2 separate regions of the Homo sapiens genome follow, and region 1 is linked to region 2. A link is a loop called in an ENCODE intact Hi-C map of the cell type or tissue named here. Cell type or tissue: A673. All regions are shown on one strand.

The links. A loop is a pair of places that touch in the nucleus more often than their neighbours do. Peaks named below come from ENCODE experiments on the same cell type or tissue, not always from the same donor. Only the 100,000 strongest peaks of a DNase experiment are listed, where the experiment ranks them.
Region 1: it touches region 2 in a loop (4-fold over the local background); 2 of 110 quality-filtered maps call a loop at or near these places.

Annotation. Positions count from the first base shown.
Region 1 is chr2:122,515,530-122,523,529 of GRCh38, reverse strand. No RefSeq gene overlaps it. Among named protein-coding and RNA genes, the nearest start is that of LINC01826, 550 kb to the left of the region's middle. RefSeq lists enhancers at 3,246-3,746, 6,155-7,081. In A673, a CTCF peak has its summit at 3,973 (motif pointing right); a DNase peak (open chromatin) is centred at 6,459; H3K27ac peaks cover 1,957 bases.
Region 2 is chr2:122,744,925-122,752,924 of GRCh38, reverse strand. No RefSeq gene overlaps it. Among named protein-coding and RNA genes, the nearest start is that of LINC01826, 320 kb to the left of the region's middle. In A673, a CTCF peak has its summit at 4,282; a DNase peak (open chromatin) is centred at 4,144; H3K27ac peaks cover 3,022 bases.

The DNA of each region.
Region 1 (8,000 bases), 230 kb after region 2:
AGATAATACAGTCCAGACCCTGTAGGACCTGCATTACATGAAGAATAGCGTAACAGTGTCCCTAAGGCTTCTTTCAACCAGACACCTGCCATATATTCAGCCAAGTATTGACAGTCAGCCTCCTGACAGGGTAAGACTTCCAGTCTTTGAGCAGCGAGAACACAGGCAGATGTAATGAGATGTGCCCACCATTTGGTGGCGGGAGGAGGCGCTTTAGTGATTTAGTGAGTGGAGCACATTGCCCCCTTTGAAAACATGAGTTCCATATGCTCAAAACAATGGTGTCAAATAGGTATTGATAAATGGGACTGCCATAGAAAGTTCCACAAGCTAGGTGGCTTAAACAACAGAAATGTATTTTCTCACAGTTCTCACATTTCCAGGGGCTAAGGTGGGTTCCTTTGGAAGGCTGTGAGGGAAGATCTGTTTCATGTGTCTCTACTGGGGATGGTTCTGGTGGTTTGCTGGCAATCTGTGGAATTACTTGGTTTGCAGGCATAGCACTCTGATGTCTGTCTCCATCTTCTTATGGTTTTCCTGCCTGTGTGTCTCCATGTCTAAATTTCCCCCTTTGTATAAGAACACCAGTCATGGTGGATTAGAGCACATCCTAATGACCTCATCTTAACTAATTACATTTGCAATAACTGTTTACGAACAGGGTCCCATTCTAAGAAACTGCAGGTTAAAACTTCAGCCTATGATTTCAGGGAAGACACAATTTAACTCATAACAATTAGCTTCTCTTAACAATGAGTAAAGCTGAAATATGATTGGCTGGTGATACAAATATAAACATCTATATACATATATAAACATATACTGACACGCACATGGGCACGTGTGTGAGACCTCAAGATTCCTGGGTCAGAGAAGCACAGAAGCCCATGTTTGTTTTCATACAAGAAACAGCAGCCAGAGTGGCATCTTGCCCAGGTTCCCCAGTCCTCATGCCCACAGGATGACACAATGAGGGCAGGATGTTAGCTGCACACAAAGGGGTGCATATAACCCAGGAGAAGAACCACCAAGTTAGGAGACTGAGTGATGTGGGTTCTGCTTGAATATCTGCCCATTCTACCCTCTGGAGAGAAAGATTTCAAAATATCCCAAAATGCCAGTAATTCTCCTCTAGAGAAGAAAAAGGCATCCCTTGACTCCTAACCCTGAACTGTAAGAAAATGTCTCTAGAGAGAGGGAGAAGAGGGCTTTATCTTTACTACCCTGGGACTTCTCCAGGGAGAAAAAGTTGCCACATCTCTCCAGAAGGATACATTATCTGTAGCTTCCAATGCTATTGACTATGAAAACATGCCTTTGGGTCAGAAACACAAGAAATCCAATGAGAATTTGTCTCCCAACAGTTTATCAGAAGGGCTAAATTATAAAGTTGGTCATATTGATAACTAGGATTATGTCCCTATTGAATTTTAGATACAATCTTTAAATATGTTTAAGAATTTTATTTATTGTACTTGAGTAGCTTATTTGTGTATCTGTCTCTTCACTAGATGATAAACTTCATGAGATTCTAGACTGGGAATTCTATTTTAACATTGTCAGTGCTTAGCAGAGCACTCGGTAGCTCATAAGCATTCAGTAAACTATTGTTTCATTAATATATAAAACAAAACTCCTCATATATTTTGCTCTATAGCTTATGTGCATTCATTGTCATCTTTTGACTTTTTCTAACTTGGGATGTTAAAATGTAATAATTTATCCATCATTTGTCTTCCTTCAATGGCTTTATCACTGCACTGATTCAAATATCCCTAAGACTTTTTAATCTTCAGGTTTCTTTATTTTTCTTCATACATCAGCTTTGTCTCTTTATCTTCTCTTTGTTCCTCTTTAATCTCCTAAACCATTCATGTTATTATTACAAATGTTCCATGTGTTTAAAATTAAGTGAATTATTTTTTATTGGAGAAATGCTATTTTTCAAAATCCAATTAACCTGCTCATTTAAATAGCTTCTGCATATGAAGAGGTTTTTTTCCACATTAGAAAAAAAAGAACTTTTATTTCAACTCTTTCACAAGTTTTAAATAACACCTTGAGATGAATTTTGAGATAATCTCATTTTTATTCATATTTTGGCCATTAAAGTATCCCTGAATTATAATCTCAAATAATATTTCATGTACATGGAAGTCTATGTGGAAGTGACTGTCACTTGTTGACAAAATAAATAGTTGTTAGACTCAGCTGCCTGGGCTGACCACTGACCCATTTTCCAGACGACAGCCTGCCCCTGCTGACTTTCTTCATACTGCCAAGGTGTACTGCATGGAGACACAAGGAATAGAGAGACCACACTCACCTCCTGCAGATACAACTCCAAAGTGCTAAGACTCTAATATCTTTAATAATGTTCTCTCTTTATTTCAGGTTTTGGACTTGGAGCCTTTAAAAGACCTAAACATTTTTCACTGTAATATAATGCCCTGTGTTTCTAACAAACCTAAAAACAAAACCGAAGCCACTGATGGCACATAGAGTGACTTATAAGCTAACCAAAAGATAAATAAAAGTAAAAGTGAAAGGCTTACAAGAGATAATATAGTTGCAGATTTTTGCCAATTGCCTCAAATTCAAGGCATATATATGAAGGAAGAAATAAATTAAAAGGATACATTTAATTGTTGTGGGTTCAATTTAATAAGCTTTTGTTTTACAGTTATTCACTTAGTTTTCTTGAAAACGTTGTATTAGTTTAAGCATGGAACAGATTTTTATCTCCGGCCTGTAGTCAGAGAAGGACAAAGTAGACTCTCTCCTGTACATGGTTGACAATCCTATGTTTTAATTTTTAATTGATATATAATAATTGTACATATTTATGGAGCACATGTGATATTTAGATATATGTATATGCTGTGTAATGATTAAATCAGGGTAATTGGGATATCCATCTCCTGAAACATTTATCATTTCTTTGTGTTAGGACATTAAAAATCCTCTCCTCTAGCTATTTTGAAATATATAATACATTATTGTTAACAATGGTCGTCCTATTGTGCTATAGAAGGAACCTATTCCTCCTATCTAACTGTAATTTTATACACATTAACCAACCCCTCCCTATTGTTACAGTCTCGCCAATGCTCCACAATGTAGCAGTCTCTCATTGCCTGAGTTAGACCCAGAGTTCTTTGTCTCATGACCAAGAAAGTTAAGGAGCACAAACACCAAGGGCGAGGTTGGAGTAAAAGTTTAACAAGGAAAAAAAGAAAGTTTTCTGCTGTTAAGAGGGGACCCAGAAGAGGGTTACCATTTTTACTGTTCAATGCAAAGGCTTTTATAAGAAACTGATGAGGCCTGGACATCTCATTTGCATAAGATGTGAACTTCTGATAGCTCCACCCTGTCCTCTTAATACACATGGGGGCCATTAGCTTGAGTTACTGCATATTGCTTTATTCCTTATACTCTTATACTGCATATGTGTCAGGGGATGGAATTTTCCATTGCGGGCATGTCTGGGCAAGCCACCTGTGTAACCTCTCTTATCTGTGCAACTGTGGCCATGTCTTAGGCAAGACCCCCTCTGCAAGCTCCCTTATCTGTGCCTGCAGGCTTTTCTTTTGTTTGAAAGAATTCAACCAAGGACCCACCTTACCTGCCTGCCTGACCTGTTTCTTCCTTTCTCCTCTCTCATATTCACCCCTCCTCACTATCTTTTCCAGCCTCTGGTTACCACTATTCTACTCTCTACTTCTATGGGAAAAGTTGATCATTTTAGCTCTGATTCTAAGACAAAGTTACAGAATAGACCTGGCTTCAACTCTGAAGTATTCCTTGGAGAGGGCCCATGGAATATTGCACTTAACATTAAGAGTCAAATATGCTTCAGTCAAATGGGGAGTTATGATTCCTACCTTTGAGATTCGTTATGGATTTATAGGTAATGTACGTGGCGTAGTACCTACCTACTGCAGTTGCATGTATTTGGTAGTTACTACTAGTTGACCTGCAGGGGGAGTGCACTCGAAGGTTGTACCAATCCCTTGCTCCTTTGTCTTCCAAATAAAATGAGCATGATCAACCTGGTCATTCTCATGCACAGGCAGATAAAGAAGAAAAAACTTCACATGCTGTAGAAATGTATGCCACATGCTACATGCAGGAATACCCTCTTCTGTCCAAAATTTATCCTCCTGATTAGTGAAGTCTCAGTTAAAGAAAAGACTAAGACTTTCATTTTATAGAGACAAGGCTTAGAATATGCCCTCCCTAAGAAAACAATAAGTCAAAGGAGAGTTTGAAATTGGGAGATAGAAGAAAAAAATGGTTATTAGGCAGAGAAAGCCTCAAGCCACCAGTTTACTGACCTTGATAGTTAGTAGGTCATGTGGAGATCATGTAAAATGCTTCTGCAATGAGCAATCAATAGAAAGGGAAACTGATTTTTTAAAGACCATTAAAGCTCTCCTAAAATGTTGTTTATTCTAAGCCAGAAATTTGAAAAAACTAGAATTTTTAAACAAATTAGAGTAAAATAGATTCAAAGTTATTAGATTTCAGTGCCTAGAATATATTTTATGTGGGTCTATATATATAAATACAAATCCATATATATGTGTGTATACATATATGTATACACACACAATCGCACACATCCCCACACAAACACACGCACACAAACATATAGCTGTATCATGATCTAAAGGGCTTATCTTAACCAAGAGGAGAAGTTTTGGAATAATTCGAAATTAGTTTTGGTTGCTGTTGTTTGTTTTGCTTTAAAATACATGAAACTTCAGGAACTGGAGCTACTTTGAAATATGATCTTAAAATGCTGTATACGTTTGTAAAGAGATGATTAACTCTTTCAAAAAAGTTTAAATCCCTCTATTGAGAACATTGGTCCCTTCTGCAAGAACTACTGGCTCCTTCTGAAGGCAGGTACCTTCTTTCCACATCGCCAATGACATGCAGCTAAGTTCACCCATAAGAAAGCGGCATTGATTGGCTGTGGAGTAACTGACTGCTTGACCGAAACCACACAGATGCATCAACCTGCAGCTGCAATGATTTACGTGAAGGAACCCTGGGCTACAGGAAATACACTTGGAAATACTTTTATCTTCTTTCTTAACATTTCTTCAGAGGTGGATTTTTCATGCGGTTAATCAGCTTAATCTTCATTGCACCTCACTTGATGAGCTCTTCTCAAGGCTTTGAATTTAATGTTGAGTTTATCATTTTGGTATTATTTTTGTTAAAAGGAGCTCCCAAATTTGAACAAGTTTCAGATCTCACAAAAACTGGGTCTACCCCTTCATTAATCATAGACTAATCAGTATTTAGTTTAATAGTTCCAAGTATTAAATTTAAAAGACCTTCTCTTACACTTATTTGAAAGTCCATCTATTTACAGTACTCAGCGTTATATGAGTGTACACAGAGGATGAGAGTTTTGGAAATAGATCACATTTGTTGATCTTGAGCAAGTCATTGATTTCTCTGAAAATCTGTCTTCTCAACAGCAAAACTGAAATATCATGGGATAATTTTGAGGATTAAATGTAACTTCCCACAAAGATGAAAGTGATTAATGTTAAAAATTTCCACCCAACTTCCAGTTGAAAATAAGTTCATTGTAGAACTGGATTGACTTACTCCTTCTCAACCTGCTTCTGGTGAAGTTCCCAAGAGAAAACTGAGGGGCAGCAGTGGGGGAGGGGTGCAGAAAAACATGAGAGCAAAAGAATATAAATCACACTAACCGCCACCCCCTCACTTCCAGGTCATGAGGTTCCTAATCCAGCGTTCTATTTCTCTGTTAATATGAAGGCATCAGTAAATTTTGATAACTCTGATTCACAGGTATGTAGGGCACTATTGTGCTTAAAATTAAAAATATATTCCACTGGCTTTGTCCACTCCACCAACACATCTGACATTTCAATCAGTCCAGAAGACAAAGCAGATGACGTACCATGCCATTATACAAAATGAATCCTTGGACCATAAGGCTCAAACCACCGGAGTGACTGAAGTTAACTCTTGTCACATGTTTGTTTTGCCATCAGGCTGATAATAACCTTAAAAGCCATCTTTATATTACCAAAATTAAAAAAGGTGTCTTCAGAAGCATTGGAGTATCTCTTCATGCAAAGTTGGATTCAGAATGCTAAGATAATGGAAAATGAAAAGAAAATGATTATTGTGGTAGATTCTGTGAGTCAGTCTTTGTTCTCTCCCGTAACTCCAAACTCATTTCAAAAAGCATGAAATGCTATCAGTTAATGGAGGCAAGTTAAAGATGGCCATATTATAACTGAAGAAGGGCTGCTAAATGTTTAGATAATAGTCATCAATTTGCCATCATTGGCAGACATCTCCCCTGAGAGTCCTTTCATAAATTCTCCAGCTCAATGCACCCAGAAGAAATCTACTCCTAGGCAGCATTACAGATTGCCAGCTGTGAAGAGCCTGCCCCACCCCTTGTCACAGCTCAGAGAGTTTGCATGACAAAAGAATAATTGAATTGGTAATGCAACAGTACATGACATAGATCACCATTTTGCAACAGGAATGTTCAAGTCATGAATAATGAAGTGATTTCCTCCAGAGTAATTTATGGAACAGGTACATTAGCAAAGCAAGCTCCTGTAGGTGTGAAAATGCACCCACCTCTGACCCAGGGGAGCTCAGTGAGGTCTCTCAGCTCATTTAAATCCCTTTCATTGTGACTTCCGCTTAGAGCAGGTAGCAGGGCAGCAGGTATGACGAAGGGGGGATATTTTTGTTTCATTATATTTTATTTTTTTTAATGCCTTGTGGTATCTTGCCACAAGAGTAAGAGAGAGGTTTTCTAAAGCAGTTTAATATTGAACATCAAGCAGTTGCCAAGGAATCATAACCTCTGATCATTTCTGGCCTCTATTGAGTTTGAGTCGTTACTTCTGGTCACATTACTGAATGCAAACCACTCAACAGTTAGTGCTTCCAACAGGTTAGCTGTCGGGAAACTGATATGTGGGAAAATAAGACTCCATGTTTAGACACTGAAAAAATTATCTTTTCTCATTTACAAAACTCTAAATTATTTATAACAAAGATTTGATTTGAAGAATAAAAGAGTTTGTACTTCTTAAGAAAAAGGTCCTGAGGAATTGCTATTTACTCTTACATCAATAGAGAAACCATCTTAGCAGAGCATTACAACACTGCAAGAAAAGGGGAGAGAATGAGGGAAATGGCATTGTTTTAGGAAGATTTGATTCAACTATTGGAATCAGCGGAGAAGGATACTTCAAAATATGGAAATTTGGCATGATAAGCACTTTAAATTAAAAGAAATTGGGAGGCCTTAGAAGCTGCCTCAGAACCAAAAATTTTCTAACCTTCTCTTGTTTCTCACCCACCGCCCAACCCCCAAGCACACGGAGGGACTGTCTCTGGAATTCCCTAATCTGATAAAGGAAAATTTGTCCCCAAAGAAATGCAATTGCCTTTGCCCCACTGCCTAGGAATCTCATCAAATAACAAGGGAAGATTTATCACCAGAGAAGAGAAGAGGCTAAAAATCATCACCATACCCAGACAGATTTTTTGTCTGTTTTTCTGAGGGCAGCTCTGAGAGATTACCTGAAAGACTTCATTTGCATAATAAGACAAGCTTTGTTCACAGTGAAGTTCTTACCTTCCACGAGATCCCCCAGAGCTCAGAGAAACTTTGTTCCAAGCCATCGTTCTTTGAGCTCAATCATTTGCCCCCCATATTATTTAAACCCCTCTAAATATGGCCTACAGACCTCACATTTAAGCCTCAACCATCTAGCCCCTCTTTGAGTCTCCTTTCTGTGGGACTCCCAAGTGTATATGCACATTAATAAATTTGTTGTGACGTTTTCCCCTATTAATCTGTCTATTGTTAGTCATTTTAGTGAAACTTCAATGGGCAGAGAGGAAGCATTCCCTCTACACTTACATAAGCAAGAAGGTCTAAGAGAAAGCCCACTGGATTCTCTTGCCAACTAGACTGT
Region 2 (8,000 bases):
AAATAAATAGGGTGTTTGAGTCAAGAAACTTGATATTTCTAATCGGTCACTAACTGAATTCAATTTACTTCTTCCTTATTATTTGTCTAAATCACAACCTTTTTCTTTAAGTTACTAGTAAAAGCAGTATTTATTCTTACAAAATTAAGTTATAGATGCACAGTTTTACAGATATGTTATCTTTTTTTCATTTCTTCACTTTAAATATTGCCCTGGGTTTCTCTTTCTGTACATTAGTAGAAAGTTGACTTTATTTAGAAATTATAATTATTATCTCATTTCTTTGGGTCTGGAATTAGAATTGCTTGCATTGGTCTTCAGTCTCTGTCTTTTTCTGTGTTTTTTTTCAAGATTGCCACTGCTTCAGACCTGTTGTGGCCTCATTAAGTTTCTTTTCAACAGGCCTAAGATAGTTCCCACACATCTGAGCTTTTAACATCCCCAAGAATTATTTCTCTTAATGCTCAGCCTTAAGAAACACTGACTGACTTAGGGTAATTTCCTGTAAATTTTTTTTTTTAACATCACGCTTTTTTAAAAAACCATGTTGAATCTTGCTTCTTTCTCTCTAGTTCTCTCCAGTACTTCCCCTGGTAATTTATCCACATAACACATAAGTGCATGTGCCCTTCAAGTTTTAGTGTTAATGATCCCCTTCCTGAAGAAGCCTTCCCTGAACTACTCATTTGAATTAGATTCCCCTATCGTTTACCTGTCCTCATCCTTATGCTCAGTTGAGAGCCTTATTTAACACTGACTTTCCTGAGGAAAAAACTGTATCTCTATCTGTATATCTATATCAAGATAGATGATAGAGACATATAGATAGATGCCAGCTAGCTAAATATGTAGCTAATAGATAGATAGATAGGGTAGATAGATGAATAATGAATAGAGACAATAGATAGATGATAGATAGATAGATGACAGATGGATAGACATAGACAGATATAGATAGATAGATGGTTATAGATAAATGGATAGATAGATGATAGGTGAATAGATAGATGATAGATAGATAGATAGATAGATAGATAGATAGATAGACAGACAGATAGATAATAGATAGATAGATAGATACATAGAAGATAAGTAAATAGATAATCTTTAACCAACCAGGGCTGAATACAGGGTTTGATGCAGAATAAATATTCAATGAACATTGATGTAAAAAAAATTGACTCAATGAAAAACAATTCATTAGACATTAAAGTACAGGTGTCCTCCAGGGTAGTCAGTATTAGTAGGACAAGTTTGCTCTTATTTTCTGCTAGAGTTACACTTAAAATTCTCAGACTGACATTTTAGCATATTTGGCTAGCCCTCATCAATTTGACCTCATGCATAATTACAGATCATACATATAGTCTAAGAAGGAAAAAATAAAACACCACTTAGTAAAGTGGAAGGAAACCAACTCTCATTGTTTAACTTTCAGGAAACACTTTTTGGAACACCAGATAATTAAAATAATAATAAGACCATAGAATCCTATCCACTGATCCTACTTCAGACTTCTGACACTCTCAAAAATCTACATAATTGAAGCTGGGCATAGAGGAGTTGTCCTCACAAAGACTGTGCCCCACATTGTGAAGACAGTGTTCCATTTGGCTCCCACACAATGTGTGGACTTTAAAATTATACTGTATCATTTATTATTGGTTAGCATGCATTTATTCTGGTGCCAGAGAAACCTTAAAATTACTACTTTTGTAGTAAGTTTGCATTGACTATAATAAAAAGAAAGGAAAATTGACCAACTGAGAAATATTTGCAACACAAATAGCATGCAAGTCTAACTAGGAATAAGAAGGCAAGGAAATTAGCAAGAGAACTTGACAAATTGTCAATAAATATATTTAAAAATGCAAACTCATTTATTTAAAAATTAAATAATCAAATAATAAATACTAAATATTATTTATTATTCATTATTAAAATAAATAACACATGATATATAACATGGATGAGTTATTTATTATTGAATAAATAATTTATTAATAAATGATAAATAATAATTAATATTTTATAATTTGGATAAATTATTTGTTATTGGATGGATTGGTTATTTATCAGTACAACAAATGATAAATAAATAATAATAATTTAATATTTCTTATAATTTTGCCAAACTTTAAAGGAAAGTAGAAATTTGGTATAGTCAATGGAAAGACATTCTTGTTTATTATTGGGCTGGGTACATTGTTACAAATTTTCTAAAGGACAGTTTGCAAATCTCAGCCCCTTAAAATGCCCATTCCCTGCTTTCTGTACACATAGAGATATTCAGGAGGTTTACCAAAACAATTATAAAACATTAAGCCTATGAAATGTGATTGTTAACCAAATAATTATTGGATAAATGGAAGAAGCATGCTGTCATAAATAGATAGTTCAGTAATAAATCAACTCATTTATAAAAGGTGTGTTTATTCTTTGAGGAGAAAATATTTATGACACATATTTTCAAGAAAGAATAGACTTTTAAGTTGATAACACACATTCAATGTTAACAGTCACTTGCTGCAAAATAATAATAACAATAATTTTGTCTGATGGTTTTGTAATTAGTATTTAGCCCAACACCAGAATATGATATCTGGACTTCCCCATTCAGTACAAAGTACTTTCCAGGGCACCAAAGTGATCCCCTTACGTCTGGGTTCAGTCACATGTCTAATTAAACAACTCAAATTTTCTATCCTCATCACTTAAAAGAAAAACATAATTCTACTGTGATCTATCAATTACTTAAAAATGATCAGATAAGTTTGTTCTTCCCAGAATTTTAAAATTTGTGCATTTCCATCAGAGATTGAATTAAAACAAAGGAAAGTCATGTTTATAAAACTGTATGTGCATGAAAGGACATTTTATAATTTTCTCCAAAGGCATTCATTATGCTAATCCCATTTATATTACAACTGTGCTCTGATACCTGATGAAAGGATATTATTTACTTATCTGGCTTGATAAAATAATAATATTGAGATGAAAGTGCAATTAAACTAAAATTCAGTAAGACTATCTACTGTGTACCTTTTAAAAATTCATATAAGAAACAAGATACACTTCATTTCATTTCTGAATTATAACTTTGAGATATGGTAAAATAGCTAAATAATACCTAATCAAGAAATTTGACCTTCATCCTCTCCCTGCTTACATGTATAATCCATAATAAACTTGCTTTCTTTTTAATTCAGTCAAAATGGACAACCTGAAACTCTAACAAGCTCTTGACCTGTGTTGGCCCTTCCTGCATTTTCATGGAAGGATGATGCAATTCATTATTTCCACTGATACGTTCAGAGCTCTTGGCCAGCATCTTTGCTATTCATTTATTCAATCTATAGTAATCTGTGCTTAATAGAGTGCTGGAGCATGTCAGGATGAACAATTAAATATGATTGTTGTCATTGACAACCAGCAGTTATTGCTAAAAATGTTCCAGGCAGGAATGTGAGCATTGAGGTGTTTATTTTAAGTAAAGGAGAAGTTTAAATGAAGTATCTTTTCTAGATAATGACAATTAAACTCTATCATTCAAATAGTGCATTTCTCCTTCCATCTATAGAAATCATAACAGAGTTTCTTTTTTGCTTTCCATACTCCCTGGCGCAGGCAATTAATTCTTTAACTGGTCAGACTTTTGACTAAGAGTGCGATCTCTGATTATATGACTTGTTTGTTGGAGCAAGATGGGGTTCAGGTAGGGGGCAATCATCCCTGAATACGGCAAAAGGGGACATGCTCTTGAAATGGATTAAAAGAACAAATGATGACCCCTATGTAAGCAGAGAGAGAGAGAGAGAGAATCATTTAATAATTTGAATGAGAAAATAAAATGAGATTGTCAGAATTTCCACAACAAAAAGAAAAATATCTCCCATAAATGTCCCTTTTTGCCTCAATGATGTATCTAAAATGGGTGTGATATTATCAGTTCTCATAGTCAACATCCGCTGTGCGTGGGTTTGTGTGCACATAGGGTCAAAGGAGACGGTATCTGGTGAACAAACAGCTGGTATAACTAAGTAAATAAATGCCCTTTGGTGAAATCATTGAAGCTGATGAAAAGTGTAGTTGTGCTTTCCCTAATCCCTACAATAGGAGTACTAATTAAATTTCCCAACATGGAGATAGACATGTTTCAAGACGGAAATTTCTCAAGGATGACTCAAGAGCAATATCCTGGAGGAATTTGCATGGGGTGGATATAAGTATCTCATTGTTTTTAGAAAAGAAAAAAAGTGTGGCCACACAGAGGGGCTGTTGAGTTTTCACTGATACTGCAGAGATGGCCATGCAAGGGGCAGGCCACAAACTGGGCTTGGCCACAAAAGTGCACTGAAGCCCAAAGAGTAAACAGAGAGAACAAGGCTGAGCAAGGAAAGGGAGAGAGAACGTGTCTCCTCATCCCCACTGTCCCAAATCCTTGATGAGATGGGATGTCACATTCAGGAGATAAATGTCAAATCTCTGATTGGGTCACATAAGAGGTCACCCTCCAGCATTATTTAACTGTTTGGTATTTTATCTGTGATCACACAGCAAGCCCAGCCCTTTTGCTTATCTTTTTTGATTTCTCTCTTCCTCCCCCTCCTCTTCTCTGGTAAAAGGTCCTTCAAATATGACAGTTTGTCAGAGGGCTCATCATAATTTAATAAGAGTGAACATGCAGGTGAGAGAAGGCCCAGCAAGCTTTGGGACTCCTGTGTGCTGTAGCTTGATTTAGCAGAGATCAGTATGATCATCACGTGTGGCTCCATTTGCTTCATGTGTCTTTCTTTGCTGGCTGTCTCACCTGGAAAAGAGGTGGTTACAGTTTGGTACAAGATTCTGGCCTTTCTGAGTTCTCTGCTATAATGCCCTGAAATGGTAGCACACATGCTACACTTCTTCTAACACTGGTCATTCCTCTTCAGAAACCTCTTTTAGCCTCTCCCAACCAACACAAAGAGGCAGAAAGACTCAGAGATGATGCTTTCCTGGATCTGTGTCATAATGCATCTTCCCAGCAGTCCACTCTGTTAAAGGTTGAGGAAAAGCATTGCTTGTGTTCCATTACACAGTTGATGAATGGTTAGAGAAGTGCCTGAGCCACTCTTATTTCCTTAATCACTTCTAGGTCTCTCATCCAGGATTTTTTCTGCGTAATTCTTCAAATTAATTGCATTTCAGCCTACCTAAGCGTACCAGTAGTTGAATTATCAACAACCTATTAGTAACTGCCTAGCAACTGAATAGGTATACTAGACTTTTATTTTCTTGGCTGTGCAATATTTCTTTGAAATTTTGATCCCCATCCTAACCCACCAAACCCGGAGAGCAAATCCTAGAAACTGGTGAATAGACTTGCATTCACACTTCTCCCACGTTTTGTCTTTCTATGCTGAAGGAAGAGATGGAGGTGATTTTAATCTATCTTCAAATAGCAAAGTAGTTGCATACTTTACACTCCCTTCCACACACACATACTCATACACACACACAATCCCTTATTCAATTAATCCACATTTATCACATCTTTTTTTGAGGATCAGATCAATGACTAGAACTGTACACAGTCATTCATTTGCACAGGTCTCATGGTTCCTGTCAGTGATAATTGATCAATGGCTGAGACCAGAAGCCCCAGTTCCCACTACCAGGAAGAGGCTTCATTCTGCTTGGAACTCTTATTTGCCACTATCGTTGCACTTCCTTAAAAAGTACCTTTCTTCGAGGCTGGGCAAGGTGGCTCATACCTGTAATCCCAGCATTTTGGGAAGCTGAGTCAGGCAGATCACCTGAGGTCAGGAGTTCGAGACCAGCCTGGCAAATACGGTGAAACCCCGTCTCTACTAAAAATACAAAAATTAGCCAGGCGTAGTGGTGGGCACCTGTAGTGCGAGCTACTCAGGAGGCTGAGGCAGGAGAATTGCTTGAACCTGGGAGGCAGAGGTTGCAGTGAGCTGAGGTTGTACCACTGCACTCCAGCCTAGACAACACAGAGAGACTCTGTCCCCGTCTGCCAAAAAAAAAGTACCTTTCTCTTCTTCTGAAATAAATTATAAAGATTTTTAGGGAAGGGAAAGTACTTTGTTTTTAATACTACCCTTAAAATGCTTTGTGTATAGGAGCTGTGGAAAATATTTGTTGAATAAATGATTGACAGATTACAAATCATGTAAGTATAGGCAACTATCAATTACCTCAAGGCTGATTACCCCATACTTAGAATTTCTATTGACATTTTTATATACTTTCATTCCAAAGCTTATTTTTATTATTTCATGTATAGAATAGTAATTTATATGTGGAAGAAAATCCATAAAGAGTTTTAATTGGTTGTTTACCAGTTTTCTTCAAAAATGTATTCTCTCATGTATTCTATGGAATACTACTTGACTGGCAAGGGAAAATCTTTTAAAGTAAAATAGTAAATTAAATCATGGAACTAATGGACCACGAAAACTATAAAAAAATAAATAAATAGATGAAATAGTTAAAATAGTAGAAATAAAATTGAGAGAGAGAGAGCTCTATTTTGACATGAGCTTTGCATTAATCTTTGAGAAAACTTGCCATTTCTAAAGTAAAATAATTCAAAGAAGTGAGGTTGAGGAAGGAGAAGGAAGTTTTATATAATGAAGTTAAGTTTAAACTTAGACTCCTTTAAAAAATAAATGTTTGAAATTCTCAGGATCTCTCACACATGTTAATTAATAACTGCCAAACATATCCCTAAATCAAAAAGAAAGAATTGATTCCCCTTCTGAATACCAGGATTCCCCGCTAGCTGGCCAGCAGAAACAAAACCGTGTACTTTCTACACTGTCAGCGGTCTTTCCTGAATCACTGCCTTGCCTGGAAAGGTTCAGCAGGAGGTATGATAAGTGAAACGATCAGGACCACCAAACAAGACAGAGACTCCACACCAGAGAGAAGGCCTAGAGTTACCCACATAAGAAGAAGTTCTTGCTAAGAAAAGCACCTGTGTGCATACGTAGACTCATCTCCTAAGTGCAGGATGGACTTGTCTGCTGTAGAATTATTTTGGTGGCAGCTTTTAAGTTACAGTATTCCAGGGTGCATTTGCATTTTAGTTTCAGCGTGTTTGCTTATCTCTAACCACAAGATTATGCGCTATAATTGCATGCAAGAGCAGGAGGTGAAATAAGCTTTTAAAATTAGATACACAAATTTGTATGTGTCAGGACCCCAGCCTAAAACACATGGCATGCTCAGTTAGTTGGAATTTTTCAAAGAAGCTTCTTAATGAGGGGAGTGTTTACCAAGGCGTGGTAAGAGGTAACAACCTACAAGGGATATGTAGACACCTAGGGACTAGCAAGGGTGAAGAGCCTTTGCCACTCCTAGGCCTGGTGGAACAAATGGAGGCATTGGTGTTACTGGAGCTTAGTTAAGAGCTGGACATGGAAAAAGGTGGCCCTCAGGGCCATAGTGCCAGTGCTGCAGACACTGTCAGACCTGAACTCAAGCTGGGGTGGGGTGGGAGGAATAAATGCTCTAATCTTTCTACTTTTCATCCTCTGATCTCCCTCTGATGCTTTTTACTAGCAAAATTGAAACTGGGGAGGGAATGCAGTTGATGCCCCCTATGGAAATCAGCCTTCTGGACACAGAAGAGAATAAGCTGGAGAATAAAAATGCAAGGCAAATGCTGAGTAACCCACACTACAGGGAGGGAGGCATTTATCTCATTAAATATTATACAGAAACCCGAAGTTACACTCGCTGTACACTTTCAGCATTTTCCTCTTGAAAGATAAGTTGAGACCTGAATTCAAGTTTTGAATCTGCTGAGTTTGTTAAAAGCCGTTGAAATAGTCCTTTCAACCCTCTATCCCTTAATCCACATAATATTTTTACTTACCTTTTTTATGTAAAAGAGTTTGTTTAGATATATATGATAATAGTTTTAATAAACTGTGCCCTCTTCAGGGTAGGACACAGTATACATTCAGGACTTCCTAATGGTCTTTTGAATA